Regions from separate parts of the Homo sapiens genome. Here all the other regions are linked to region 2. A link is a loop called in an ENCODE intact Hi-C map of the cell type or tissue named here. Cell type or tissue: endothelial cell of umbilical vein. All regions are shown on one strand. Links, peaks and the distances in the headings refer to the core of each region. The heading gives the core; the rest is flanking DNA. Region 1 has its middle 82 kb from the start of MPZL1. Region 2 holds the start of TRP-CGG1-1 (tRNA-Pro (anticodon CGG) 1-1). Region 3 overlaps GPR161 (G protein-coupled receptor 161).

Evidence for each region. Hi-C counts contacts between places; a loop is a spot of excess contacts. Peaks named below come from ENCODE experiments on the same cell type or tissue, not always from the same donor. Only the 100,000 strongest peaks of a DNase experiment are listed, where the experiment ranks them.
Region 1: it touches region 2 in a loop (6-fold over the local background); 97 of 110 quality-filtered maps call a loop at or near these places.
Region 3: it touches region 2 in a loop (9-fold over the local background); 44 of 110 quality-filtered maps call a loop at or near these places.

Annotation. Positions count from the first base shown.
Region 1 is chr1:167,801,267-167,805,998 of GRCh38, reverse strand. No RefSeq gene overlaps it. Among named protein-coding and RNA genes, the nearest start is that of MPZL1, 82 kb to the right of the region's middle. In endothelial cell of umbilical vein, for the core only: a CTCF peak has its summit at 2,495 (motif pointing right); a DNase peak (open chromatin) is centred at 2,498.
Region 2 is chr1:167,713,579-167,718,310 of GRCh38, reverse strand. It overlaps TRP-CGG1-1 (tRNA-Pro (anticodon CGG) 1-1), which reads right to left and starts at 3,586; the gene lies at 3,515-3,586. It overlaps TRP-AGG2-1 (tRNA-Pro (anticodon AGG) 2-1), which reads left to right and starts at 2,752; the gene lies at 2,752-2,823. RefSeq lists silencers at 3,466-3,565, 3,866-4,105 and enhancers at 4,576-4,732, 4,230-4,732. In endothelial cell of umbilical vein, for the core only: a CTCF peak has its summit at 2,666 (motif pointing right); DNase peaks (open chromatin) are centred at 2,210, 2,760, 3,400, 3,690 and 1 weaker place; H3K4me3 peaks cover 2,533 bases; H3K27ac peaks cover 1,911 bases.
Region 3 is chr1:168,079,884-168,084,615 of GRCh38, reverse strand. It overlaps GPR161 (G protein-coupled receptor 161), which reads left to right. Exons shown (of 6, transcript NM_001375883.1): 6 at 1-4,732. Among named protein-coding and RNA genes, the nearest start is that of GPR161, 55 kb to the left of the region's middle. RefSeq lists a silencer at 2,031-2,325. In endothelial cell of umbilical vein, for the core only: a CTCF peak has its summit at 2,180 (motif pointing right); a DNase peak (open chromatin) is centred at 2,205; H3K27ac peaks cover 663 bases.

The sequences.
Region 1 (4,732 bases), core at 488-4,487, 87 kb before region 2:
CTTCTGCCTTGGGATGCTGTTAATCTATAACCTTACCCCCAACCCCGTGCTCTCTGAAACATGTGCTGTGTCAACTCAGGGTTAAATGGATTAAGGGCGGTGCAAGATGTGCTTTGTTAAACAGATGCTTGAAGGCAGCATGCTCCTTAAGAGTCATCACCACTCCCTAATCTCAAGTACCCAGGGACACAAACACTGTGGAAGGCCGCAGGGACCTCTGCCTAGGAAAACCAGAGACCTTTGTTCACGTGTTTATCTGCTGACCTTCTCTCCACTATTATCCTATGACCCTGCCACATCCCCCTCTCCAAGAAACACCCAAGAACGATCAATAAATACTAAAAAAAAAACAAAAACAAAAACCAAAAAAACAATTTTTTTAACTTAAAAAAACCTGCTGCCTAGTATACAGAAGGAGATCCATAAGCATTAGCCTTTAATACTGTCACATGTATTCTAACAAGTTCTCCCCATCCTGTATTTAGACAGTTTGTTTTTTTTTACTTTAAAGAGAACAGACGGTACAGACAGGAAACAAAGAAACCGACTGTGGTCTGCTTTTAGCCAGTGAGAGAGAAGTAAACTAAAACATATGTCTAAATGCTGATGGGCAAAGGAAGGTAGGCCTTTGGGCACTCTCTCTGGATGGTGGCCTTTATCTCTAGCCTATGCCTTCCTTATTGGGTTATACTCGTTCCTTCTCTTTAAATATCCTGCACCCTGTGTTAGGCCTTCCTGGTGGTAACTGCAGGCAGTGATCATGATAAAGTCAAGTCATCTCCTTCGAGTTTAGCATCCTCTGGTTGCCACTCTGCATTGCTTGAACATAGGCTCAGGGGACAGTACTCTGGGGTTCTGCCCCAACCACCTTAGTCTGGTTTATACTCAGCTGCCCAACAGCTGCCAAAAGCATGAGTCTCACCCCTGTGCCCTTTGTGAACTGCAGGCAAGTATTCATGTTTTCTGTAAGTCAACACCACCAGGCTTCCCTGTGATTTTGATTCTATGGGTAGATAGTGCTAATGAGTGTGAGGATTTCTGAAACTAATAGTTCATCTCCCAAATTACTAAAAAACTAAAGCATACCACACACCTACGAGAATGGCCAAAATCTAAGACACCAAATGCTGGCAAGGGCGTGGAGTGACGGGAACTCTCACTCGTTGCTGGAGGGAATGTGAAGTTGTACAGCCATTTTGGAAGACAGTTTATAGTTTCTTACAAAACCAGACATATTCTTACCATACAATTCAGCAATTGTGCTTTTTGGCATGTACCCAAATGAACTGAAAACTCATATCCATACAAAACCCTGCACATGGACATTTATAGCAACTGTATAATTACCCAAACGTGGAAGCCACCAAGATGTCCCTCAGTAAGTGAATGGATAAACTGTGGTAAATCTAGACAATGGAATGTTATTCAGCACTAAAAAGAAATTAGCTATCAAGCCATGAAAAAAACAGAGAAGAACCTTAAATGCACATTACTGAGTGAAAGCCAGTCTGAAAAGGCCACATGCTCTATGGTTCCAACTATGTGACCTTCTGGAAAAGGCAAAACTATGGAGACAGTGGTTGCCAGTGGGGTGGGAGGAGGAGAGATGAACAGGAGGAACCTAGGGGAGTTTTAGGGCAATGAAACTATTCTGTACATTACTCTGAAGGAGGATTCACATCATTATACATCTGTTCAAACCCATAGAATGTGTAACAGCAGAGTGACTCTTAATGTAAACTATGGACTTTGGGTCAAAATGCCGTGTCAGTGTGGGTTCATCAATTGTATCACATGAACTGCTGTAGTGGGGAATGCTGTTAGCAGGTGAGGTTGTGAGTATGTAGGATCAGGGGCTATATGGGAATTCTCTACCTTTCATTCAATTTTGCTATGAGTCTAAAACTGCTCTATAAATAAAGTTTATTAATTAAAAACAAACCCACAAATACCTAAAGCATATGTTGACCAGCTCCCTTTCCCTCCACAGAGCTAGGATGCCTCATTCCCCAGTGCTTCCCCTGTCCTGGAAGTGCAGTGATGAGAACTGGTTTCAAAAAAAAAAAAAAAGAGGAGAGGGGAGGAGAGATGGGAAGGGGAGGAGAGGGGAGGGATGGGGGGAGGGGGAAGGAAGGAGAGAGGAGGGAGGGGGAGGAGAAAGGAGAGGAGGGGAGGGAAAGGGGGGAGGGAAGAGAGAAAGGAAAAAGCGAGAAAAGACCATACTGCAATTTGAAGGTTAAGTTCCATGTGCCTGAATCCAGAGGAGCGTGCATCAGGTTTTGCAGGAACCCTGTACTTGGTTCCGGTTCTGACTATGCCACAAACCAGTTACGTGACCTTGGGCAAGTCCCTTTTTCATCAGTTTCCTCATCTCTAAACTAAGCGAGTTGTGATAAAATCCCTTCCCTCCTCCATCTGGCTGTGATTCAGCCTCCTAACAACAGAATGGGTGTGGGCGAACCTGCTCTTGGCCAGCAGGTGGCAGCACTGGCTCCTTACTGTGGCTGCAGCCAAACGAACCATTCCTGGTCACGCTCTGGAGGCTTTTGTCTTCAGACCTGCAGCCTCAGCACTTAGCACCACTGCGGCGCCCCTCGTTACCTACAGGAAGCTTCCAGCATGACATCCTCGGGGCATCCTGGATAGAATTATTTTTAGGAGAAGGCAGACATAAATAATCCACGAAGGCTTCAGGAACAGGAATGAAAAAGTGATGATCTTTTTAAAATATTTATTTCTGTCACAACCCCCATGCCTGTCAACTCAAGGGTAAAGGTATTGTTCTCATTCTCTATTTCTCGCACTAAGACCAGTGTGCCTGCACAAACAGTAAGTCTTCAGAAAGTGTAAATTAATAAGTTCATTAAATAATATTTTCTTTTCTTTTTGAGATGGAGTTTCGCTCTTTTTGCCCAGGCTGGAGTGCAATGGTGTGATCTCGGCTCACCACAACCTCTGCATCCCAGGTTCAAATGATTCTCCTGCCTTAGCCTCCTGAGTAGCTGGGATTACAGGCGTGTGCCACCACGCCCAGTTAATTTTTGTATTTTTAGTAGAGACAGTGTTTCACCGTGTTGGCCAGGCTGGTCTCCAACTCCTGACCGCAGGTAATCCGCCCGCCTTGGCCTCCCAAAGTGTTAGGATTACAGGCATAAGCCACTGCACCTGGCCAATAATATTTTCATTTGATCATTTCAAGCTAATTCTTACAGACTACCTTAGAAGTAGAAACCTAATATTTATTGAATGAGTAAACAATATGGAGGTAAACAAAAATTACTTAACATCAACTATACTAATCAGGCTCTGCACTAGGGTTACAATGAGAAGTAAGAAACACTCTGCATGGTGGTTACCGATGTGGGCCTGGGACCACACTGGACTGGATCCAGTTGCTACTTCTTTGTGTCCTTGGGTAAGTTATTTAACCTGTTTGTGCTTTCTTTCCCTTGTTTGTAAAATGGGGATAATAACAGTATCCACCTCATAAGGTTGTTGTGGGTTAAGGGTGATAAGGTTTGGCTCTGTGTCCCCACCCAACTCTCATCTCGAGTTGTGATCCTCAGTGTTGGAGAAGAGGCCGGTGAGAGGTGATTGGATCATGGGGGCAGGTTTCCCCCATGCTGTTCTCATGGTAGTGAGTTCTCACGAGATCTGATGGTTTAAAAATGTTTGGCACTTCCACCCTCACTCTCTCTCTCCTGGTCTTCCATGGTAAGAAGGTACTTGCTTCTCCTTCGACCATTGTAAGTTTCCTGAGGCCTCCCAGTCACGCTTCCTATTAACCCTGTGGAATTGTGAGTCAATTAAACCTCTTTTGTTCTGAAATTACCTCGTCTCAGGTAGTTTTTAATAGCAGTGTGAGAATGGATTAATACAACAGGTAAAGCACTCAGAATTCCGCTGGGGGAACAGATCATTAAAACGCATAGCTATGAAGGGGCCCGGCATGCACCCTATCCTGGCTTTAGAAGGCTGGAGAAAGCTTCCTGAGAGAGGAAACAGGACTCAGCCAGGTGAAGAGCTTTACAGATTTGGGACACAGCGTTTGGTGCTGGAGGAGTTTTGGAGCCTGGGTCCTCCCACTTGGTCTGGCTGGAGTTCTCCTCAGCAGGGTGACATGTGTGTGATGACTAGAGGGCGGGCAGGAGCTGCATGCCCTCAGGCCTTATGGGGCAGGTGGTAGAGTTTGAGACCTTATCCTGCCAGCAGTAGGAGGCACTGAATGACTTTCCCAAGGAAGTGCATGGACCATATTTCCGTTTTAGAAAGACCATCACTCTTGGCCAGGCATGGTGACTCACATGTATAACCCCAGCATTTGGGAGGCTGAGGCAGAAGGATTGCTTGAGTCCAGGAGTTAGTGACCAGTGTGGACAACATAGTGAGGCCCCATCTCTTTCATTAAAAAAAAAAAGTAGGGTCGGGTGTGGTGGCTTACGCCTGTAATCCCAGTACTTTGGGAGCCGAGGCAGGTGGATCACTTGAGGTCAGGAGTTCAAGACCAGCCTGGCCTACATTGTGAAACCGTCTCTACTAAAAATACAAAAAAAAAAAATTAGCCGGCTGTGGTGACACACACCTGTTATCCCAGCTACTTGGGAGCCAGAATTACTTGAACCCGGGAGGCCGAGGTTGCAGTGAGCTGAGATTGTGCCACTGCCCTCCTGCCTGGGCGACGGAGCGAGACTTTGTCAAAAAAAAAAAAAAAAAGAAAAGTAGAAGGACCACC
Region 2 (4,732 bases), core at 233-4,232:
TACAAGGTATTCTTATCCTCCCTCCTTTCCTGGAGCCCTAAGAAGAACTGAAGACTCAAGTTAGGGCAGTTTTAAATAAAACAAGGGTAAAGACAGCGCTAGATTTTCTATAATTTTCTGTTGTCAAACCATAGGAAGAAAGTGGACAGTTCGGAGTCGGTCACATAGTACTTGTTGTTAAATGTTTGTTGAAGAATGAGTAGGCTGGGCGCCGTGGCTCACGCCTGTAATCCCAGCACTTTGGGAGGCCAAGGCCGGCGGATCACAAGGTCGGGAGTTCGAGAACAGCCTGGCTAACATGGCGAAACCCCCATCTCTACTAAAAATACATTTGGTGCCCACCGTTTGTAATCCAGCTACTTGGGAGGCTGAGGCGGGAAAATTGCTTGAACCCGGGAGGCGGAGGTTGCAGTGAGCTGAGATTGCGCCACTGCACTCCAGCCTGGGTGACAGAGCAAGACTTCCGTCTCGGAAAAAAATAAAAAAGAATGAGCAATGAATGAATGAATGAATAAACCGATGAATGTATGACATATGAAATAAAATTAATGAATAGGTCTATTTAAGATAGTCACTCTGTCTACTTGTTTCCTATCTGGTTGGTTATTTGCTAGAATGACAATTCACAATTACTGTTTGTCAATGTGTTTGTCAACGTGTTAGGGAAGCAGCAGCCTAGGAAAGCTAGAATAATGCCATTTTAAGTTCAGCTCCATTTTAGGACTAACAAGGCACATTCCTTGCCTGCCACGACCCATAGTCATGGGATGTTTATAATTAAGGAAACAGCCTGAAGATAACTAGGACTGACTCCTACAACAGCAAGAAGTCCAAATGTCCTAATATCTACAACAATATATGCCTTTAAGATAATCACAGTTATGCTTTTACGTATTCACACACTAAAATGTCAATAATTGTCTTCTTTAAATCAACAGAGTAACAAAATTTGTCATGTTGTCTGCTCACCCGTATGTAGGCACAGCTTAGCCTAGCTTTTACATAGGTAAGATCACTATATAAGAAAAACTTAAGAACGGGGTGTTTCTCCTCCTACTTTCTGAGAACATCCTGCTCTGTAACAGAGTAGTTTCCAATAAACTTGCTTCTTTCACCCTGAATTCTTTCCTGCACGAGATCCAAGAACCCTCTCTCCAGGTTCGGTGAAGACCCCTTTTTCCGGCAACAAAAGTACTAAAATGCAGTGAGCCATGATCATGCCACTGCACTCCAGCCCGGGCGACAGAGTGAGACCCTGTATCAAACAAAAAACACCTAAAATTCGTATTGTTAAGGAATTTGAGACAAATTGTAATCATTCAGAATCATTCATTGAGCACCAGCTTCCTTATGATAAGCCTCAATGCTAAGTATTTAAGAATTTAGGGCCAGGCACGGTGGTAATCCCAGCACTTTGGCAGGCCGAGGCAGGTGGATCACGAGGTCAGGAGATCGAGACCATCTTAGCTAACACGGTGAAACCCCGACTCTATTAAAATACAAAAAAAATTAGCCAGGCGTGGTGGCGGGCGCCTGTAGTCCCAGCTACTGGGGTGGCTGAGGCAGGAGAATGGCATGAACCCAGGAGGCGGAGCTTGCAGTGAGCCGAGATCGCGCCACTGCACTCCAGCCTGGGTGACAGAGCTAGACTCTGTCTCAAAAAAAAAAAAAAAAAAAAAAAAAAAAAAAAAAGAAATTAGGCCGGGCGCAGTGGCTCACGCTTGTACTTTGGGAGGCCGAGGAGGGTGGATCAACTGAGGTCAGGAGTTGGAGACCAGCCTGGCCAACATGGTGAAACCCGCCTCTACTAAAAATACAAAAATTAGCTGGGCATGGTGGCAGGTGCCTGTAATCCCAGCTACTCGGGAGGCGGAGAATCGCTTGAACCTGGAGGGCGGAGGGGGCGGAGGTTGCAGTGAGCCGAGATCACACCACTTCTCTCCAGCCTGGCGAAAGAGCGAAGCGAGACAACGTCTCAAAAAAAAAAAAAAAAAAAGAAAGAAAGGAAAAAGAATTTAAAATATAGTTAAGAAGCCATGCTTACTATATCTAATTAAAGATATTGGGACAATCGAACAGCAATCACACAATTGGTTGCCAATTCTACAGTAGAATTTCGTGTTGGTGTAGGTGTCTTGCGCTCTAAGAAGTTACAGTTGGAGGAGATAAGACTGAAACCCAGTTATTTACCACATACTATTGGTTTTGATATGTTAAAGGATCTTTTTCTGGGAAGGTTAGAGTTTGGGATTTGTCCAAAAGCAAACAGGTTTTCCAGCTGAAGAGAACACTTCGAGTAAAAACAGAGATGGGAATTCACAAGGCTAGATAGGTAGGGCTTTGAATATTACAATAAAAAATATCGGCAAGAAACCGAGATTTTAACATTATAGAAAAGTGCGAAAAAGAACGAATGAAACATCCAGAACTCACTCAGTAACGGAGAGAGTCTGGAATCTGCCACAGTGACATTGTCCCACACTAATAGCCATTTATTAGCCATGAATAGAAATACAATTACAATTTTCGAAATAAGAGGTCGATATTATACTGATAGTGACAATTTTGCTGTCTTCTGTGTTACTGATTTTCAAAGAGCAAAACAGAAAAGAAAGAAAATTGAAAACGCGGTATCTATAGAAAGCAAACACAACCCAAAGATCGAATCCTAACATGCGAGCAACCACTTGAGGGCGCAGGACTAAATAGCTATGTGTTCCTTTCTGATGACAGTAAGGTGGAGTTTGTGTCGGCTCGTTGGTCTAGGGGTATGATTCTCGCTTAGGGTGCGAGAGGTCCCGGGTTCAAATCCCGGACGAGCCCTGTTTTGGAGTAAGAATCACTTAAAGGTGAGTTTTTTTGGGGATAGATTACTAAACGTAATAAATACAGGTTGGTCAGAGTAAAACACAAAATTGAGATTTTTGGAAACTTAGAGCACACTCTACATTGAAATACCATTAAAAGGCCTCATTTTGAAAATGTAAAAAGTTTGCTAGTAATGTAGTATTGTACTATGAAAACATTGTCCCTAGCTGTCTATTCCTGGGTGCAGCGCGTGTACAGGGCCATCGGGAGCTCAGTTCTTGGCTGCCTATGGCGTGGTTTAAACTCATCCACGACAGTGCCCCTCATCGGGGGTGGGGATATCTCCTGAGCGCCCCTTTCCTCGGAAATGCTGATTCCCGAACCCCGGGACATGCTAATCCATGACGCCCCCTGCTCGTTTGGAGGAGTTAAAGGCGTGCACAGGATTCCGCACTAGGCGTCTGTTTTTCAAGAGTGTGTGTTTTACATGGTACAAAGCAATTTGAATGCGTTGCCTTTGGGCGTACAGTAACCATATGTTGTATTAATTGAGCTCACATGGTCCCTCGCTTCAAAAAACAAAGGGGATCAACATTCGAGCTCATGGGACCAGTATGTTTTCATTTAAGTTTCTGAATGGAATATGTGGGGAATTAGGGGGAAAAAATCTGTTTTTAAATTTCGGGTGTGGGGTGGGTAAAAGCCTGGGCTCGTCCGGGATTTGAACCCGGGACCTCTCGCACCCGAAGCGAGAATCATACCCCTAGACCAACGAGCCGCTCTCGGCAAGGGCACTCCCAGAGCTTCCCTTCAGCCTTGTTCCGCCTCTCACCTCGTGTTCCGAGCAACCACGACCTGCGACCCTTATACTGCGTGTCCTCTGATTCCCTAAGCCTCGGGTCCGGAGCGCTTACTGCCCCACAGCGTGGAGGAGCAGGGAGGGACCGGCTTTTGCCTGGTCCGGCCGTTCCAACCCCCCATCGCCGGCGTGGCCTCCACGTTCGCACGCGCTCCCGGAAGCCGCCTTCCGGCTTACGGGCTCGCCCCGGCTGTTCCACTCGCAGTGTTGGCGGGCGCCCGGGAGCCCGGGCTGAGGAAAGTGCGGGGCGGGGCAGGGCGCCTCAGGACGCAGCCCGGTGCCAAGTCCCGGCGGCGCCCCGCCCGCGCCCAGCCCGTCAGTGCACGCAGAGCTGGGCCTGCTCGCTCCGCGAGTGGGTCGGTGAATGAAGACGGGGAGTCCGAGCGAGGGAAGGGAATACCCGAATCCTGGCTAAGAAAGGGGTGGTGGGAGACGAAATCCCATAGGAGTGAATATTAAGTTAACTCCCCGAACCTTCATTTGGGGATAGTGCACTCTTTTAAGCCCTTTGCTTGTATTGAACTCACCTGATATTCGTAATAATCCCCTAGGTGCCATTGTATCTCCATTTGCAGATGAGGAAACTGAGGCTCAGAGATGTTAAGTCGCTCACATAAATCCACTGGGCTAGGAGCTGGCGGTGGCGCTGGTCTAGGAACTCCCGAGGTCCTGGAGGGTGGGACAACTGGGGGCTGGGGCGTGTGAAAGGGACTGGAGAGTTGGGGAGAAGATTGGTACCTCGGTAGCTTGGAGAAGAGAGGGCAGTGGCAGTGGGCCGGGTCTTCTCCCTCCCGTCCAGCAGAAAATGTGGGCCTGCCCTACTGCTCTTCTGCTCAGAGGAGCGGGAGTCCGAGTGCGGGGTCTCCCGCCGGTGTGGTTTCCCGGCCTGGGGTCTAGCTCGTCTTGCCTGCTTTCCGGACTGCTCTCACCGCTTCCCCCCACTTCACGACCCCAGCCCGCCACTCTGCACTCCGGCTCCTTGCAGTCTGTGGCCAAGTTGCAGACGTCCCTTATTTCTAAAACACTCTTGCATTCTTAGGCTACTTTCAGTTCAGCGTAAGAGAA
Region 3 (4,732 bases), core at 537-4,536, 370 kb before region 2:
ATGAAAATAGCTGGCCTCAGTTCTGCATGGCACACTCCCAAGAGCAACAGTTACTATTATCACAAGCCTGGTATAAATAAGATAGAAGCAGCCCTGGACCCACAGCCAGCAACCTGGGTTATTGGCCCAGCTCTGTCTTTGTGTGCACATGTCATTTGGACATCTTGTCACCTTTCTAGGTCCTCTGTAAAGTGGGAAAACAGAGTGGAGTTGGATTGAATGGTCTCCAAGATCATTTCCAGCTCTGACCTTTGGTGTTCTCAGGATTTGTAAAGCAGAGATAGGTAAAACACAAAAGCAGACCCACGGACCGACCTTTGTATAACTTTGGAGTGTGGTTGCTCATGCACATGTGAAGTGCAGGCAGATCAAGGTTCTGTGGCTTTGTCTGCCCTGTCCATTAGAGCACAATCTGGATAGAATGCCAGCCACCAAGATGCATGAGGGGCAGGGTCACCATCTCAGAAGGGGAAGCACAGGAATGTGATTGGGATGGTTAAACCTCTCTTCTCCTCCCTTTGTGCTGGAACAGCAGTTGAAGTTTGGTCCTGGAGTAATTGCTGTGATGACTTGGGAAGCCACTGATCTCCTCTTGCGTCTGCCCTTGGCCTGCATCATGACTAAATAAGTTCAGGACTTCTCTGCTTTGGTTGGCAGAAGGTAGATTCCAAGGAGATCTTGCTGGTTGCTGAGAGGCAGCTGTTCTAGAAAGTGAATTACCCTTGTGGTTTTTTCTTTGGGGCCCAGCTAGCTCCTGGTGAGGTTGTGTTTTTGTGTTGTGTGGCAGAAACCAATGGTTAGCTGGTCCCCTGGTCTGCAGTTTGTAAAAGACCTTTCATGAGGCCTGGAGTCTTGCTACCTGTGGTGATTGAACTCAACTATTCTGGGTCACCTGGATGCCAGGCGCTGGCCTAGCTTCTGGATGGGAGTGGGAAGGAGCAGAGGGCAGGTTCACCTGTGCAGGTCAGACACTCTGCTTCCATCACTGGATGGCATTCCTACGTCTGCGTGTGGTTCACGTTTTCTATATATATTCCCTGTATATATTTTTTTCTAGCACTTGTCTACTTTCTGAAGGGACCATATTCCTGATCAACTAGTGTGCACAGAGGTGGAACAGGGCAGAGAGACCTTTATCTCTAGGATGGGTTGCTGGTTAGGTGTAGGCATTCTTGAGTGCAGCAGCTTGGCTTTGAAACGCAAGGGTTGGAGAATGTTCCCCTGACTGTACTAGACTGGGCTCTAGGGAAAGAATCCTGAGACAGCCCCCCACTCCCCCACTGACCCCACACTAGCTGGGCTATTATAGAATTTAATCTAAATCTAGAAATACTGCATTTCACAAAATGATTCACTGTGTTTCCCTTTTTTTACTGAGGTCCAATTCATTTAGTCGTCTACCAGACACTGCACATCCAGTGTATGCGAAGCACCAGGCTAGGCTCTGTAGGCAATACCACTAAAGTGTGCACTCTGATTTAGGGAGCAGGACCTGTGGATACCGATTCTAATAACTAGCAAAGTCAAGTCGTGGTTATAGAAAGAAGTGTGGCTTCAGAGGGAGGTGGGTATTTCCAAATATGGAGTTAGGGATGGCTCCATGAGGTAAGTGACAGTTTGAGCTAAGTCTTGAAGGATGCTTGGCAGCTAGAACCATATTTTCCATATTCAGGAATTCAAATTTGCCTTTATTCAGCTAGAGAGAAAGAGAGAAGGGGGTGTGGGGGAGAAGGAAAAGAGAATTTTCACACATTTTGAAGTTCCTGAGAGCATTTCTGAGGATATCTGCCGTTAGTGCAGAAGGTCGAAACCCCAAGTGCCCCCACTAAACCCAGGCTCTTTAGCTGTAAACTGCCATGCAGTGGCAGGCCTGCAGCCTTCCTGATGGGACCACATGGACAGTGGCACATGGGACATTTGGCTACTCGTTAGCTTAAACAACTCAGTCCTGTGTCTTCTGGTTTTGACAAGACCACATTTAGGACTGCTGCCCACCTCTGCCTCTTTCATTGAGATTTCCGCCTTATTGGGTCCCTGTGCTATGCCACAGATACCAGGTTTGGGGTTGTTTTGACCCAGAAGGCATTGGGAGTCCCACATTACAGAGCACACACACAGCTCAACACAGCCATTTCCCTGGCCAGAGGCACCAAGACTGAAGTTCAGGCCCTTAGACACTAGGTGGCAGCGGTGTGGCTGTGCAGAGCCAAGGATGAACCTGAGAGCTTGTTTGCCTCTGGCTGGGCACTCTTGTTTTGAATTCCTTTGCCCTTATCGTGTAGTCCACGGCCTTGGTGACCAAGGACCACCTGGCTAGCCTGCTTACATGCATGACCCCATCCAGGTTCACAGGTATTGCCACTGAGTGATCTTAGGTAGATCACTGCTCCTGGAGAAGCAGAGTTGAGGAGTGTAAGACAAGGGCCATCTAGTGCCAATGTTCCTTGATTCTTATTTGAGGAGCTACTATGTGGTCTTTCTGTAAACAAGTGAACAACCAATGAGACTAAATATTTGCAATAGATAGGCTAAGGAATTTGGGTTGAGACAGGAGACGGAGGAAAAATGCTTTGATACAATGACAGATGGTTAGTCTCTTCAGATTTCCCTGAATATTTTCCATCCCGACAATATGCCTCTTAGATACTTGCAGATTAGACATGTCTCTGGATGGACCACAAGATACATTCACAACATGTGTTCAGCCTTGAGCCCTGGCTGTGTCCTGTCTGGAAGGAACTGAGGATGATGTGGCTATAAAGAGGAGGCAGTGAGCTGGCATGTGACTGCCTTCTGTGGGCCTGACCTGTTTGACATTTGAGGGCCTATGATGTGCTAGGTGCTGTGTTAGGTACTTCCAAATGCTTTATCTCATTTTACCCCAGTGCAAGTGTGATATAGTGAGGATGGTGAAGACGTGGGTATGGTTAAGTCATGAGTTCAGATCCCGTGCTTCCAATTACATGGGTGTTTTCAAACAAGTCACTACTTATGAGTTTCCTCATCTGTGAAGGGAAGTTTAGTCATCTGTTTCAATGTGGAGACACACAGGATTGAGGGAGTCCTCCGTCACAGGGTGACTGTCTGGATTCTATGAGGAAATACTTGGAAAGCATGCAGCACAATGCCTGGGGTGCAGCTGAAGCTGAGCCACTGGTGTTTCTTCACAGTATCTCTGTGGGGAGGGTGTATTATTCCTTTTTATAGGGATCTCTATAATGAAGTGAGAATCTTGAAAATATAAGTGTTATCCTAGATGGGAGGTGTTAAAGGTTTTTGCCTTGGGAATTTTGTCATATTTGTTGCACAGCAAGGAAGGACTTTCAGAAAAGCAGGGATGTGGTGAGGAAGAGCAGGCAATAGAGAGCAGGGAGGAAAGGCTAAGTAGCATCTGGAACTTGAGAAGTCTAAGGGAGCCAAAATGAGATTTTCTATTAAAAATGTCTATCCTCAGCCGGGCGTGGTAGCTCACGCCTGTAATCCCAGCACTTTGGGGGGTCGAGATGGGCAGATCACCTGAGGTCAGGAGTTCGAGACCAGCCTGACCAATATGGAGAAACCCCGTCTCTACTAAAAATACAAAATTAGTTGCGCGTGGTGGTGGGCGCCTGTAATCCCAGCTACTCAGGAGCCTGAGGCAGGAGAATCACTTAAACCCAGGAGGCGGAGGTTGCAGTGAGCCGAGATCGCGCCATTGCACTCCAGCCTGGGCAACAAGAGCGAAACCCCGCCTAAAAAAAGAAAAAAAAGAAAAAGTCTATCCTCTATGCTACTGGCCTGTTTGTACAAAGATAAAATCATTCTAATTTGTCCGGAATGACTATCAAAGATGATCAAATCCCCAGGGCCTGGTGTAACGTTCCAAATCATAGCACAAATACAGCTTGACCTTCCTTACAGTCCAGAAAGGACATTCTCCCTGAGAAATGCCCTTGGTTGCTGAGGACAGCTCTGTCCTGTAGTGACAGAGTGACTGCCTGGCTGTGGCTCTTGGGTTCACAGAATCCCTAATCCTCCAAGCCCCTAAGAGGCAGGGCAGGGATGCTACCCACAATATATGCAGAACCCCAGATGGAGCCTGTGGGAGAGAGAGGAAATTACCGTCTTCACTGTAGGCAAAGGAGAATGGCTGTGATTAGCCATATATGCCTATAAGAAGGAGCAGAGCCATACTGTCCTTGTGGGTTGGGAGAGGGGACACAGAATCCAGGGCAATTGTCTGAGGTCTCAAAGTAAGTTAAGCCAGAGTCAAAGCCAAACTCCAAGTCTTGGCCAAGGGGATGAGAAAAGCAAGGAGCTAGTCTTATAGGTCAAGGAAGATGAGGTATAGTTAAGAGTCATCAGTATCACAGAACAGGCCAGCAGGGCTTTATTAGGTATGTAGAACTATTATAAACCAAGGATCTTGGGAGATATTAATATCTGCTGGCCAGACCTAAAAAAAACTGAAGGCCCAAGGAAAGTGACTGGACTCACTGGAAAGTATCTAACAAATACTTTGGATTCCAAAGTATTTCCAATACCTTGAAGATTCCTTTGAAAACATCAAAGCACAAACTCAAATCTGCACAAGATTACAAAAGCACAATTTTGGTGTTATTTTTAGAATGCAATACACAAAGCTATGTTCATTTCTCTCAGCAAGCATTTTCCTGGGTAGTAGTAATAGCTTAGGAATCAAATGCCACTTTTGTTTTTCCTTTTTTCACTAGTTTGAAATACCACAAATCAC